2 separate regions of the Mus musculus genome follow, and region 2 is linked to region 1. Evidence: chromatin loops called from intact Hi-C (ENCODE). Cell type or tissue: heart. All regions are shown on one strand.

Region 1 (8,000 bases):
AAGCACAGGATCTGAGTTCAAGTCACTACACATGAGTAAACTCAGGACGTGGCAATAAATACAGGCAACCCCAGTGCTGGAAGATGGAGACCCAAAGGCTTACTAGGGAGCCAGTCTAGTAAGTTGGTTCAGTAAGAAAGCCTGTCTCAAACAACAAGGTGAAGAGCAATAGATAAAGACATCTGACATCCACCCCTGACCTCCATACACAGGCACACAAACATGCATGCACCTAAACACAACTTCAAAGACATCTATTTTGATAAAAACAAAAGACAAATAATATTCAAACCAGACTGGCTGTAACTTCCTATCATCTCCTGACTGATTAAACTAAACCATAATCTCAAAAGCATAGGAAACATCTGAAAACCTCTTGAGCCTGATTCAGGAACTTGAGAAAGTTTTAGAACTTTGACATACATTCTACGTTGCTCAAACTGGCCTTAGACCCTGAGGCTTAAGTGTGATCTCATGTCAACCTTCTGAATAGCAGAGGCCATAGGTACAAGCCCAGAGCCTTGGCTTAGCAGTGCACTTTTTATAAAATGCTCCAGTGTCCTATGGTCCTTGATATAATCTGAATAAATTATGTTGGCTCAGTCATGTAAGGCTTTTATGAAGAGCTTTTTATGAAAACTTGAGAATAATGTTCATGATTTGGGTGTAAGTATAAAGGAATAAAAAGTCTTTTTGTTTATTTGTTTTGTTTTTCAAGACAGGGGTTCTCTCTGTATCTCTGGCTGTTCTGGAACTCTATAGATCAGGCTGCCCTAGAACTCAGAGATCTGCCTGCCTCTGCTTCCCAAGTGCTAAGATTAAGGCATGCATCAACTTTTTATAAGTATTTTGATGCTTGAGCTGAGGAATAAAACCAGAGCCTTGTATGTTGGAGGGCTGCTGACCCTCCCTGCACTCCTAACCCAGAGCCATGCTCCTAGGCTAGAGAAGTCTTTACAAACATCTCCAGAGAAAAACCTGTGGGCAAACATGACATTCTTCAAGGTTCAGAAAGTCTGCTGCTCACCTCTTGTACTCTTTATAGGCTAAAATTGAGAGAGCGAACCACTCAGCAACTCCAGAGAACTTCTGCTTGCGGGACACACAAGGCCTGTTTCCATGACCATCTATCCCACTTATTTACGAGGATTAGTGTTAACTAATTCAGGAAAGCAAGGCCAGGAAGGCCTTTCAGAAAGACTTTCATGGCAAGAGCTCAATTCTGACCAAGAATCAAGACTGACCGACCCATCACTGGAATCTTTCTAATGATCCCAAAATGAGAGCTTCAGGAACCCTCCATTCATGCAATTGGCCATTTCAACATGACCCAAAAAGGTTACAAGAAAAGTTTTTTTTTTTTTAAATTGACCATCCTCTGCATACCAAAAGCCATTTGATATCTCTCAAAACTATTTCCTCATAAGTTAGTCCTGCAGATCTCTTGCCTGTACTGAATCCACTCACAATTTACAGTTCGTTATTTGCTATCATTTTAAATATCTGGAAGACTTTGAGTAATTACACTTCGATTTATGCTTGAGTAAATTCCAGTGTAGGTAACAGTGTAGGTAACAGTTATGAAGTTAGTCTAAAGTAAACTATGCATTAACACTGGGAGGTGCCAGAAAATAAAATTTCAGTCTACTGAGTATTGGTTTTATGAATTCACTAAGTACAACAAATAAATTTTTCTGCTGCTTCCATCTTTGTGCTACTTTACTAATAATCTTAATAAAAGGAAATATTACTCAACAACAATCTCATTTAATTACTTAAGGTTTGCTTTTAACATTAAGTATCTTCGATGTTTGGCAGACTGGTTTCGAAACACATTAAATCTTAATTTTCTTCCCCTTCTTTGGCAAGTTTTAAATCCTGCCAATTGCTCTTCTAGAACTCTAGAGGAATTCCATTCCACTATTCCAGTTCGTTTATATACTGAACCTACAGAAAAAAATGTCTCTGCACTATTTCAGAGGTTAGTAGAGAACTCCACCCAGTTAGCCACCTTTTAGCCATCTCTGCTGACCTCACCTCAGCTCACCTTCTGCATTCTTCCTGCATAGAAACTTCTTGTCATCACTCACCTTCAAGGCTCCACTCCCCTTTCCCCTGCATCTGTTTTCCTATCCTCCTACTCCCCTGATTCTACCAAAAAGCCCCGCTTAGCTGCCTGTTGCATAACGGCTCCCCCACTGCCTTCTCCCCGGATTGTCAGCCAAGCAGGAGTGCCCCTTCGGGCTCTGCTCTCCCACCCCCGCCCCCCAAACCCTGCAACACGCCCAGCAGGTCCACAGGCAGCAGATCCTCCGGGACTGTCCCCCGAGCGGGAAGCGCGGGGTGTTGCGTCTTGGAGCCGAGAGCCGGTTCGGAACTCCCGCAGCCAGTCCCGAGGGCAGCGTGGCCGCTCCCGCCGGCGCAGCCCGCGCACACCGCGGCGCCTGGCCAATCGCCGCCGCCATCCTCCAGCTGGGGTGATGTCTTCAGGTGTCCGCCGAGTCCTGCGTACTCGCCGCCTGACTCCCGCCAGGCGCGGCCGGCCCTCGGAGCCCCCCGGAATCCGTCCCGGGGCCCCGGGCTAGGCCCAGCGAGGAGACTGAGGTCCCGGGGATGCGGGGAGGAAGGAAGGTGGGGGCAGCGGCTGCCCGAAGGCGTGGGCCTGCCGGGCGGCGGTCAGGGATGGACAGCGCCGGGGACCAGGGCGGCGGAGGCCAGGGCGGGGGCGCGGCCCGGAGGCCCCACAGCAGGCCCGCGGCGGCCCGGCCAAGTGCAAGCGGCCCAGGGACGCAGGGCGGGGGGCGCCCGCCGCCTCGGGCAGCTTAGCGAAGGCGGCCACAGCCCTCTTGCTTCCTCCCTCTCCCTGCCGTCTCACCTTTAGGACCCGAATCCCTCCGGGCCGGCGAGGCGCCGCCGCTTCAGGTGGCTCCGGGGGCTCCAGCGGGCCCGCGGGCACGGGCTCCACCTCCCCCATTGGCGGCCAAGGATTTACAGAGACGCCCGGCCCGGCGCGACAGCGCGAGCCTCGGAGGCGCGCGCGAGCAGCGGGAGGCCTCGCCCCTCCGCCTAGACCCCGCCCCTAACCAAGACGCTCCGCCCCCTTCGGTCCCTCCCCGACCCGCTGGACCTGCGTAGTCGTCAGCCTGGCGAGGCCGGAGTAGAATTGTGGGAGGCTGGCGCCACTGCAGGCGGAGTAAGCCTCTGCTGCGCTCCACCCTGAGCTCCTAGGACCAGGGCGCAGGGAGAGCAATTTGGTACTTTCTGGATCCTCCAAGAAGCGGCCAGAGGAAGTGACAGGTAAGGCCTGCACCTGTTAAAATAGACAAGATACAACCCTCCACCATGGGCGGCGCTGGAATTCTCCATCCAAGACGCTTCCTGCTCCCAAATGTGTCTTGTCCCCTGGCACCCACTGGGGGTGAAAGAACTGTTGCTTATACTCACCTCTTAGGGATAGCTGGCGACCTTCTTCATCAAACCACCTCAAGTACACTAAGCTTTCCAGGCACAGTTCAGTGTCCTTTTCCTGTAATCAAAGTATCAGATTTCCTTTCTCGTCCTCAACCACTCAACCAGTAACATGGTGTGTAAGCCCGCTTTCTATTTTGCAAGTCTTAATTCACCTATTTTAAAAGCTGACTCTTTTTGTTCCTGGAGTGAAAGATAGTTTTGTGGTTAGTGGGCCAAATTATAAGTCTGCCTAATTCCAATTCCAAATCTCAATTGTACTCTTTTTTTTTTTTTTTTCTTTTGGTTTTTCGAGACAGGGTTTCTCTATGTAGCCTTGGCTGTCCGGGAACTCACTTTGTAGACCAGGCTGGCCTCGAATTCAGAAATCCGCCTGCCTCTGCCTCCCAAGTGCTGGGATTAAAGGCGTGGGTCACCACACCCCGTTAATTATACTCATTATTAGATCTATACATTCTATACATGTACAAATTACTTGATCTAATTCTTTCGGATTTTTTTTTTTTTTGAGACAGAAAATTACACATAGCCCAGGCAGACCCGAACTCACTATATAGCCAAAGCTGGCCCTGAACTTTTAGAGTCTCCTGTCTCCACCTCCCCAGTGCAGATGTGCACCACTATGCCCAGCTTCAGGTGGGTCTTCCGTGTTGTTATGGGTATTAAGTCTATGCAACACAACACGTGTATGACTGATGATAGAGGCCAGAAGACAGTGTCGGATCCTCTGGACCTGGAGTTATAGATGGTTGTAAATTGACAGGTGAACTCTGGGAGTTGACCCTGGGTTCTCTGGAAGAGCAGCCAGTGCTCTGAACCACTAAGCCATCTCTCTAGACCCTTGCGTTGGTTCTTAAGGAGTGAATGAACTAGATTAACATCTGCCTGGCCATTATCAAGGTGGATTGGACAGAACAAAGAGCCTAACTCATATTAAAGATTCATAGTAGCCACTGTAATTCTGAAATTCTAGGTTTCCCAAAAGGTGATTAGCATTAAACTGCTCCTACATTTTGTAAGAAGCCTTCTAGATCTCTTCATTTTTAGGGCTTCCTCTCTTATGTATGTGTTGAATATTCAGCCAACTTGTAAGGGATTAAAAAGCAAAACAACTTCTAAGATAACCGGGCAAAGGGTCACTTATTACCCATTGCTTCAGTTTGGCCTGTGCAACTACTTGTCTGGAGTATTTTAACTGTAGGCTTAAAAGCAACAGCATTCGAGATAGACCTGGCCCGCCCTGTCTTAAGATGTTTTGTTCAATTTGGAGCTAATTGACATGTCAAGATAAAACTTTGCGGGCTGGCTAGATGGCTCAGCAGTTAAGAGCACTGACTGCTCTTCCGAAGATCCTGAGTTCAAATCCCAGCAACCACATGGTGGCTCACAACCACCCATAATGAGATCTGACATCCTTTTCTGGTGTGTCTGAAGTCAACTACAGTGTACTGACATATATCAATATATAAATCTAAAAAAAGAAAAAGAAAGATAAAACTTTGCTTCAAAGATTCTGCCTCATACAAATCATTTCTTCTATAAAAGGCGTTTTTTTTGCCTTCCTCTACCACAGTCCCAATCTTCCTTTCTTTGTTTTCTTTTACTACAGTAAGCATGGTTTCTCTCTGTGAAGTTTAATAAAAGGTGAAAGAAAAGCTACATCCCAGGGTTTTCTTTCTACTTTGAAATTATTTCAGATACCTACCTGATTTAGTTGGATTTCTAACCCTGGTTGATTTCACAGCAAACACACTGGTTTTTTGTTTTGGTTTTTTGTTTTGAATGGACCAGGCACCAACATGAAGACAGAAGTAGATAGCCAAGGGCAGGGAAATAGTTGGAGATGGTTTCCAAAAGCCACTTTCTTGAGGTACTACAGATTACCTTTTACAGATCGCATGTGACTTAATCACTTTGGTGTCCCAAGTCCAGCAATGAGTTCATTCTAGGGAACAGCAATGTTTTATAGATGGTTATCTTTTTCCTTATCTGGATAGTAGCCTACACCATCAATTTAAAATGAATCCATATGCTAGAAGCTAAGATTTACTACTTCAAACTGGCAACACCACTTATTAAAAAAAAAAAAAAAAATAGCCCAAGAGCACTGGCTCGGAAGGTCTCAGAGAATCAGTTTTTTCTAAGCAGCTACCTTTAAAGGTCCCCACTACTTCAGATCCAGTTAATCAGCAATAATCAGCTGATGTCTCCTTTTCAGATTATGGACTGCCATTAACATAGCACACTGTCACAAAGGTCACAATTGGTGCTCTCCCCCAGGTCAAGGCAACATGTATGCCAAGTGTTATGTAACCATCATTTCTGGAAATGGTGAACAGCTGAGACTAACCCTAAAAATAAATTCCTCTGGGATTTATGTATGTGTGTGGGGTGTGTGTGTGTATACACAAAACCATCTGCCATCACTGCAGGCTCCTCACTACCCATCATACTAAGGCAAAGAGGCATTAGCATCCCTCCTCTCCTTCCTATTGGGCTCCACACGCCCACTACCTCTCCAGAACACCGTCGAGAAAGAGCGCTAAGGTCAGACTATGTAGAGGAGCCTGGAAGTTCAGATCTATTTACTGATACCTAGCTCCCAATCTTTCAGTGATCACAAAGTCTTCGTTAGGCCCAACCCCAATGTTATGCTACCACAGGATAAGCAGGTCTAGGCGTTGTGTCCTCTGGTTCCAATGTTTACCTGATTTCAAAATTTGAAGGAATTTTTTTTCTGTTTCTCCTTTTAACGTGTGCCTGGGGCTTCATATAAGCTAGGCAAGAACTAAGCTGCACCTCCAACCACTGAACAGTTCTTCCCCCCACATATAAAGACAGCTGAACTGGAGGAGATCACAGAATAATAAGCCATTCATGTGATTAAAATTAATCTTGTAGTTCTGGAATGACATTTAAACCTATGCACAACCCATCGTACTGTTAAGTAAACATCTACTGTCTGTTTACTGTGGCTTTTATAGTTTCACCTAATTATATTTAGATTTCCATCAGTTAAACTTAAATACAGAAACGATGTATTTTAACTACTCCAAGTAGAAAACAAGTTTATAGAAATGTTATCAAACAGTGCCAAAGGGCACTGCTGCATAAAGGAGATAACCTACCCAGGCCCACACCCTCCCCCTCTTCAACCTGGAAACTGTCATATCTTCTTCATTCTCAATTAAGGGAATGTTAGGGATTGTGAGAGTCAAGAGAAAACCAAGAGCTTTCAACCTTCAGCAAAAAACTGTTATCAAGTTTGTGAAGATAATTTGCCATGCCAGCATGAGGACCTGAACTCCCCAAAGCAGGTCTAATGTAATCACAGCCCTGGGGATGTGGAGACAATAGCCACCCAGCTTTGTCTAATGGGTGAACCCCAGGTCCTAGTGACTATTTCAAATAACAAGCAGAATGGCTCCTGAGGAACAACACCTTTACAGCAACAGAGGCTGCCCTTTCACCTGCCTCCCAAGTAAAAAAGGAATTCACGTGTTATGCAAAATAAGCCATGGAATGTCATTCATTTGGGCTAGTTAGGCCTTTCTCTATCAAGTCACCAAAACAACTCACCAAAATCAACCAAGCAATCAATCAAACAAAACACGAACCCTAACTTATAATAAAACATGGGTACCCTTGCTACATAGTTCATCATAGTGGCTTCAGAGCTTTGAGGATTCGCCTATGTGGAGAAAACAAACCTGACAGTAACTGCATTCCAGTTAAATGTCCACTTGCTCTTTGGACTTTTCTCTGTGTAAAACATCTACAAGGTTTTTAAATGTTTCTTCTCTAGGTGAGATTTCTGCTCAAAGGAACATTAAAAGGCTCGGTGTAGCTCAAAGCTTTGGAATAAGAATTCATCTTGGGCTTCTGATTCACATCCAAGAAGCAAGGCAGCAAAGTTTAAATCATTGAGTATTGACTTTTTATTATTAGTCACTGTTCATAATTTGTTTCAACCAAAAGACAATACACACAGCAGAATCCGAATGCATCCCATGTAAATGTTTACATCCATGTTATTCCTCACTCGCCTCCAAGAGACTTATCATTTCACTTTAAAGTGTTTTACATCTCAAAAATATGTCTGCAATAATTAGAACTTCATTAGCTGCCCCACTTGGAAACAGCCTTTTAATAATTTTACAGTAAAGAAGATGTGATGGGGCCTAATGAAAACCGTAACTTACAACATAGTAAAAGGAGAAGGACGATGATACAAGAACACAGTGGGGTTCACAAAGGAAGGAGTGCAGAAGCCCTTTCCCATGAGGTCCCCCAAATAAAATAAAAACAAAACACACAAAGCGCAAATGCAGGTCTTTAAGGGGAGAAAGTCTCCAATGCTCTGTCTTGAAGCCAGGAGCAAGAAGCAACTGCTCAAGCTGCTTCAAGCCGCTTCAGCTTTTTCTTCTGTTTAAGAGTTCCAGGTTCTGGGACTGGAACCTTGTCCATGGGACCCACTCTCTGCTATTGCTTGAAAAGGGTTTTCACTTTCAGTTCCACAAACAGCCCCACCC
Region 2 (8,000 bases), 160 kb after region 1:
GTTAAAAATTTATCTGGATGGGGTTTTACTCTGGGGTCACCTAGCCTGTGATTTTAGACAAATAAAACGTTTGCTTTCTAGACTTCTCTCCCTTCTCTAACAGGTCAGGTGCATTTCCTTCCCTTCTGTCTAAGTCTACCTTTCATCCTCTAAGACCTGTCTAAAGTCATGGTCTAGGGTCTCTTTCATCAAGCACTCCATCACTAACCCAGGTACTGAAACTGTCCTATTTTTAACATCTGTGGTACATAATCTATACTGCATCTATTGGGCAAATAGCATATACTAGCTTATATGTTTATGTTTCTTCTGTATTATAGTTTAGTTATGTTTTATTGCTTCACAGCCTTGACACCTAATATACTTTTTCACAAAATAAGTTTCCTGTAATTGTTCATATTAAAGATGAATCAAACACATATACATACCCCTTGGGCAAGTTAGACAGCACTCTAGTAACTTTATACTTCAAATCCATACTGGGAATCTTTAGCCCTTTCTCCCCCCGCCCCCCAACAAATGAGTGTGAGCCTCTCCCCCAAAACTCAGGCTCCTCTTTCATTCCAACCCAGGTTTCAAAAGACAAAGCCCAGTACTCACAGTGAACTTTATTTGGGTTTGTCTGTTTCCTACGGGACATGTTTCCCTGATATCCAAGCTCCGTTCTTCCCCAGTTTCACCCCTGGACAGGTCACTACCTCCTCGTACGGTGCTGACCTGCAATAATAAGAAAATAAAATAAAATAAAATAAAATATTGTTAGCCTGTTATTCTTCCCAGAAATTATAAAATTAGAACATTTAAGGATCTTAAAAAATACTTCTTGAGCATATAAAACTCACTAGATATAAATAACTAAACTAATGAAATGAAAAAGGTAACTAAATGTCTAACTCAAAGTCAAGGACCAAGAAACTCGAGAGGCGACTACTTATGAGACTTCTTCTATAAAGCTGTCTTTGGGATTCAGACTACTACTAAGTGGTCGAAGTCAAGAGCACTGGATAGAAAAGGATGCAAATCCGGGCAATCAAGGTTAGAAGTACTGTGGGTAAAGGGATTGCTCCCACGGATGTGAAAGAAAGCAAAAAGACAACAAACAATGACCTGTAGTGGCTGACCTGGCACATGTGCAACTGGAAGTCAAGACCTGGAGTCTGTATCTCTAGAAAGTTTTCTAAGGAACGATGCTTAGAAGCAGCAAGGGTATCACTTATCTGCAATAAGGCCGAGGCATGATGATACAAGAGCAAATCAAACTTCCACCACTTAAGACACGCTCTCTGCAGAAAAGTAGATGCCTCTCACATGGTGGAGTACTAATTCAGTCTCCTAATGTACAACTCCAGCTGGCCCTGCTCAGATGGGTCTGAAGAGGTCAAAAGTCATAATCTAGCCTCTTCTCAATTTTGCTGTGTAGCAAGAGACCAGTGAGGAATAAAGGGCGAAGCGCCCTATACAAGAGGAGCAGCAGAGATGTGCAGCTGCCCATCTGATAGACGGGCAGGCAAATTCTCAAACCTGGAGGTTCCTTGTTAACCACAACACTGGTTCTCAGCCATAAGCAATGTAAGAGACTCTGAAGTGGGTTAGTTGCAGAAGCTGTGGCCTTTTCTCTACAAGACAGAGTGAGGACTAGGGATGAGATATATTGGCAGAGTGCCTGCCTAGCATGCATCAGACCCTGGGTTCGATTCCCAACACCACAAAACAAACACAGCAGAGTGAACAATGTAAATGGAAAAGGTGAAATTCTGTTTTCTACCTAAGTTAGGGATGTGGGTTTAGTCACTCCCTGGTTCTTTTTAGTTCTCGCTGTCTTAAACTGGGCTCACATATAGAAATATATAGTTCACCGCTTTAAAACAAACTGCTAGATGTACTGTGCACTCCAGTTAAGGAAGCTCACCTGATAATGCCAACCTACTCCTCTATGTAGCTAGAAGGCCCTCAGACCTGTAATCAGATCCTGCCTCCCCTTACCAAAAGAAGAAAGAAACCGCAAATGGCAAAGACAGGCCTCCACAGGAAGTGGCAAGGAAGCAGCTTTCAGGCAGTCTTCTATCATAGCTGCATACCAAACACAGTTCTTTTCAGACCTTCAATTAAAAAAAGGAAAATAACTCCTAATATGTACAACAGAAAGAACAATTTTAGAGAGCAGCGTCCTGACATCTAATAAAAGGGGATGTATTCTCTGGTTCTCTTTTTCTTGGAGAGTCTCATGCATCCTAACTCATCTTGAACGGGATATAGAGCCAACAGTGATCTTGAGCTTCTGATATTCCTGTCTCAACACAGTACAGGCAGGTGCAGTACCTGCCTCCATACCCAGCCTTCCATGGTGCTGGGGACTGAATCTAAAATTCTGTGTACGCTAGGTAGGTCTTTGTGCATAGTGGGCAAGCACACTACTGACTAAGCTACACCCCCAGTTGTAGGGGGTAGTCACTCCTTTCCCCTGCCTCTACTCTTTTTTGGAGATTGAGTCTTAAGGTACAAGAATTCAAACCCCTTGATTCAATGACTCCCCAGCCTCAGCCTTCTGACCAATGGGATCAGAGGTATTACTACGCCTGGTTTATTCTCCCTACTTTTTTTTTTTTTTTAATTTTTCGAGATAGAGTTTCTCTGTATAGCCCTGGCTGTCCTGGAACTCAGAAATTCGCCTGCCTCTGCCTCCCAAAGTGCTGGGATTAAAGGCGTGAGCCACCACACCCAGCCCTCCCTACCCATTTTAATATAGGCTCTGACTGAATATCACACGTTAGGTCTTTCTCTGTGTCTGGGGACTCCCAAAGTTGAAAGCTGAATGAGATGCAGACTGCCAATCTTTCTATACTTCTCTACCATGTAACAGAAAACAAATGATATCTCATCTCCATTTACCCCCATAAGGACCAGGAACCGAAGCTCTGCGACTGAGGTAATAAAGTCTGTTTGAAGGAGTGCCAGGCTCTATTTAGATCATCCTGGCAAGACACTGGTTCAGTAAGAAAGCTACAAGGCACAGAGAGGAAACCTGCAGCCACAGCTGAACCACTGCCTCTCATCAGCCTCCTAGTGGCCCAGTGGGGAACTGACCAGATGGTCCCTCCTGGGACTTCACACCTGAGGGATCCAGGCAAAATAAACACACACCCTCCCTTAGCACAAAACAAAGCCAAAGCACAAGAATTCAAAAACCCACTAGAAAGAAAAAGTCCAGAGGAGGGGGGGAAACCATGGAAAATAAGTAAGGAGACAGACAAATGGCACGGGGAGGCCACTCCTGACCCAAACTGCACAATATCTGAGGTTAGTTTTATAGGTTGTAACCCTCTTAAAACAAGACCCCATAAGTACAAAAGGTCACTTGGTCCCTTTTGCTTTCAGCGCTGCCCAATTGTGAAACTTAAGCTCGGAATGTAATTGGATAGCGAGCCGCCTGAGTATCTTCTGCTCAGGGAGGAACCTGGGAAGAACGGGAAACTGAGGATCGACCTACAAGGGATGCGACTTTTAAAGGGAGTAGGGGTTTTTGTTTTTGTCATCTATAGAGCCACAGTCAAGAGTCCTTGGGAAGGATGCACTGGCCCCCACCCCCTCATCCTGCCTCTGCTCTCACAGGTGTTAGGATGCAGCTTCCAGGGCACACACACTACAGATGTGCGTGTGTGTGTGCGCGCGCCCTTTTCCAGCCTTAAAGAAAAGAGGGTGCACTCCCACCTCCAGCTCTGATGAGGTTCCCACGAAGCAAAGTAAAGTCGCCCGAATCCGAGTGATGTGAAGCTGCCAAAAGGGAGAAGAGAAAGACAATCATACAGCCATTTCACTGTGCCCGGGTCCTCTCGGGTCGGCGCTGGAGCTGGGGTGTGCCATCAGTTGAGAGGGTGTCTCTCTGGCTTTTCCCAACAGGGGCAGAGGTAAATCCCAGGTAATTAGACTGGAGCCAGAGGTCTCCCTACGCGTTTCTGACCAACCCACAGACGACCACTTAGCCTCCTCCGAAATCTAAATTTAGTAGCTCCTGGGCCAGCCCGCCCGCCCGCCCGCCCGCTCCAGGACGGCAGGGGCCCCCCGCCCCGTCCGCTCTCCCACGCCCATCCTCCCCTCCCCCAGCTCCACCCCAGCCTGTCAGACGCCGGCCCGCGAGGCCCGCACCCGGCCGCCGCCGCAGCACCCAGCCCGCCCCTCCCCAGGAGCGAGCAAACAAAAGGCGGGCGGCGGCGCGGGCAGTCGGGAGCTACGCGGGTTGCCGACTCCCGGCGCGGGGGCGCTTTACCCGCAGCCTCGGCGCTCCGCGTCCCTGGGCTCCGCCTCCGGACGGACAGACCGCGGGACAATGGGCCCCGGCCGCAGCTCCAGCCGGCCGGGCCCGGGCTCTCTGGGACCCGGCCCCGGTGGGCAGAGGGTGGCTGCGGGCCGGGCTGGCGGCGGGGAGGCGAGGGGCGGCGCGGCGGACAGACAAAGCCAACGGCAGACAGACGGACGGAGGGGGGAAAAAAAAAAGATGGCGACGCGGACGACGGGAGCGCGCGGTTCGCGCTCTCGCAGCGAGTGGGGCGCGTGCCGGAGCCTCACCTCTCCTCCCGCCGCCGCCCCGACCCCTCCCGGCTCCCGAGGCGCGCGCCTGGCGCTGTGGGCGGGGCCTCGGGGGAAAAGGGTCCGGGAAGGCGGGGCTTAGGGAGCATCCAATCGCGGGCGTTCCAGAGGGGCCCCGCCCGCGATCTGGTCCTGGCGACGCGGAGCTGAGCATCTAAAGAGCTTTCGGAGGTGTCCTGACGTTTCCGCGCACCTTTAGAGCGGGTGAACTCCACTCAGCTGTCATCTCCCCGGCTGGTTTCCTCTCCCAAAGTCGAGTTCAGCCACAGAACCCACATCCCCCAACCACAGCTCCGCCGCAGGCTTCCCCCTCCGTAGCCGAACCTGGGCCAACCATCCCGTAGTCACAAACCCTCTTCACTCCCACTTGTCCCAAGGCTTCTTCAACTCTCGAGGCATTTAAAGTAAAGAAAGAGGGCCCACAGCTTCTGTGGGAGGGACTAAGCTATCAGGTGGTCACAGACACAGGACCTAGGTAGCTTGTGGTCCTTGTTGCTATCTAAGGGTGTTTGGAAAGGCTGAACGTGGTTCAACTCCGTTCTAACGCGACTCCTGTTACTGTCCGCGTCATTATTTCTCCGTTGCTCTCCCTTCTTTCCCCTTATTTGGGCGGAAAACCCATACCTACCCCTGAAGTCTCTCCGTAGAGAAGTAAAAAGAGGAGCCCTGTTTTAGAAGGCCCAACTTTCAGCCCCAGCTTTGCCACCGACCAGTCTGTTCGCTTTTGGGCAAGTCACTTCCCTGTTCTGGCCCTCTTCTCTCAAGAGTTGTGCTAGTCATGTAAAACAATCTCTGAAAGCCCTGTGCAAGTTCTCTTATGATTTGCGGCTTCACGAGGCAGAACAAACAAGAGTGCTGACTCTTGCTGATAAAATGACTAGTCGAAGTGTTTGCATAAAGCATTCTTACAAATTCTTCCTTCCTGAAATCTCCAACGAGATGCCATTGCCTGTGTCTTGCAGAATGTGCTAGAACGGTGGAATTGAAGAATGGTGGTCCTTGACAATGCTGTAGGTAAATTGTTCTTGCTTGTTTGCTTTTTGTTGTTGTTTTTTGTTTTGTTGTTTCAACTGACCGAAGAGGAGAAGACTAGAGCCTGGTTTACTGATGGCTCTGCACGTTATGCAGGCACCACCCAGAAGTGGACAGCTGCAGCATTACAACCCCTTTCTGGGACAACCTTGAAAGACACAGGTGAAGGGAAATCTTCACAGTGGGCAGAACTCCGGGCAGTACACATGGTATTACAGTTTGTTTGCAAGAAGAAATGGCCAGATGTACAATTATTTACTGACTCATGGGCTGTAGCCAATGGATTGGCTGGATGGTCAGGGACTTGGAAAGATCACAATTGGAAAATTGGTGAGAAAGACGTCTGGGGAAGAAGTATGTGGATAGATATCTCCAAATGGGCAAAGGATGTGAAGATATTTGTGTCCCATGTAAATGCTCACCAAAAGGGTTTCTCTGTGTAGTCCTGGCTGTCCTGGAACTCACTCTGTAGACCAGGCTGGCCTCGAACTCAGAAATCCGCCTGCCTCTGCCTCCCAAGTGCTGGGACTAAAGGCGTGCACCACCACCGCCCAGCTGCTTGTTTGCTTTCTTATGGCTGGAATGTTTAGATAGGAGTTACCATTCAATATCAGTCAAGAAAACATTTCAAATTCAAGAATTTGATTTGTTCACATACCTAGGAAATGAGATATCATCAAACTAGCTTTTAGACTTTTGTGTATGAATACAAGCTGAAATAACAGTAACTTTAAGACCTCCGTCATTCTTGGTGAGCTAGACTTAGAGATTCAGCATACATAGCCTTGTTAGATCACTTTGAAATTGACCTGGCAGACACTTTCAACAAGAAAATAGCTGACTGATAGCCTCCAATGAAATGTCTTGAGTTTGTTATTAGATTATTGTGTAATGTTGGGCAGCTTAGATTCAAGGGTAGACAGGACCTGGGTTCATGCCACGGCAATTGTGTAGGGGATGCTGGGCTGTTTATGATAATATGGAATCATAATACTGCTATTCTTAGCTGGGTGGTGGTGGCACATACCTTTAATTCCAGCACTCTGGAGGCAGAGGCAGGCTGATTTCTGAGTTTGAGGCCAGCCTGGTCTACAAAGTGAGTTCCAGGACAGCCAGGGCTATACAGAGAAACCCTGTCTAGAAAAACAAAAAAACAAAAAACTGCTATTCTTTTGCGTTTCCTGTGTTCTTAAAATTTCTCCACAGTGTTGTGATTCAGGTTCATGATCAAGTGATGAGAAACATACTTATCTTACCTCTGCCTCACCTAGACTCATTCTAGATCTGGAAGACTTTGTACAGAGTAATAGGTTTTCTTTTTCTTTTTACTATGTCTGTGCTATGGCACTGTGGGTGCATGAGCACAAACACACAAATCCATAAACGTGCAGGTCACAAGACAACCCTTTGCAACTCTCTAAGCCCAGCCAGCCGGCCCTGGGAACCTCCGGAGACCTTCCTGTCTCTTCCTCCCGTCTCCCCGGAGGGGTGCTAGTGTTAGAGATGCTTTTGCTACCACATCCAGCTTGTGTGTTGGTTCTGTGATTTTGAACTCAGGTCACCAAGCTTGTGCTTTTGGATAGTGAGCACCTATGGGTGTGGGCACATGCCTTACCCACAGCCATCTCCTAGCCCCAGGCTTACCCTGCCCTCTTTGTATCTGTGCTTGCAAAGTGGTTGTCCTACCATCGCAATTACAGGACCAAAATATCTTCCTAATCCATTTACCCCCTTTTTGCTGTTGTTTGATTCCTGTACTTGGGACTGAACCTATAGCTAACCCATGCTAAGCACATAGCCCAGTTGACCACTGGGCTACCTCACCAGCCCTGAAATCCATTTTATATTTATTGGCTTCTACACTGACCTCATTAAGTCTTTACATTACACTAGCAATGGCAGGAAACATTTCAGAACCCCGGTTCCATTTACTTATTTTTTTGACATAGATATGTGTGTGTACTAGTATATGCATGTGTATGCATGCTTGTGCAGGGTTGTATGTGTGGGCAGGTTCACCTGCACATATGTGTGCATGTGAGTGTAGAGGCCAGAGGTTGATGTCACATGCCTTTCTTCAACTTATATACTGAGTCGGGGTCTCTCACTTGAACTCAGAGCTTGACAACCCAACTAGTCTAGCTAGCCATCTTGCTCTGGGGTCTCCCATCTTTATATGCTGAGCTGTGTAATTACAGGCAGCCCGCATACCCACAGTAGTTACATGGGTGTTAGGGAGCCAAGCGTCTGTCCTTGTGCCTTCATAGCAATCTCTTCGACTACTGAGCTATCTTCCAGCCCGGATTTTTTTTTTTAAGTATAATTCACAAGAATGATGGTTCTGAGAGTAAAAACACATATTTCAAAAGCCTGTCAAACTAGGT

The links. A loop is a pair of places that touch in the nucleus more often than their neighbours do. Peaks named below come from ENCODE experiments on the same cell type or tissue, not always from the same donor. Only the 100,000 strongest peaks of a DNase experiment are listed, where the experiment ranks them.
Region 2: a loop joins it to region 1, with 3 times the contacts of the local background. A loop is called at or near these places in 3 of 42 quality-filtered maps.

Annotation. Positions count from the first base shown.
Region 1 is chr8:109,863,593-109,871,592 of GRCm38, reverse strand. It overlaps Ap1g1 (adaptor protein complex AP-1, gamma 1 subunit), which reads right to left. Exons shown (of 24, transcript NM_009677.6): 24 at 7,383-8,000. It overlaps Phlpp2 (PH domain and leucine rich repeat protein phosphatase 2), which reads right to left and starts at 2,990. Exons shown (of 19, transcript NM_001122594.2): 1 at 2,876-2,990. The coding sequence starts at 2,974. Gm17344 (a long non-coding RNA gene) reads left to right here and starts at 3,063. Exons shown (of 4, transcript XR_003947453.1): 1 at 3,063-3,297. In heart, a CTCF peak has its summit at 3,176; DNase peaks (open chromatin) are centred at 3,062 and 7,982; H3K4me3 peaks cover 2,057 bases; H3K27ac peaks cover 1,622 bases.
Region 2 is chr8:109,702,128-109,710,127 of GRCm38, reverse strand. Zfp821 (zinc finger protein 821) reads right to left here and starts at 4,582. Exons shown (of 9, transcript NM_001167946.2): 1 at 4,265-4,582; 2 at 3,709-3,771; 3 at 1,984-2,099; 4 at 601-717. The coding sequence starts at 640. In heart, a CTCF peak has its summit at 3,064; DNase peaks (open chromatin) are centred at 3,087 and 4,637; H3K4me3 peaks cover 2,784 bases; H3K27ac peaks cover 1,869 bases; H3K27me3 peaks cover 941 bases.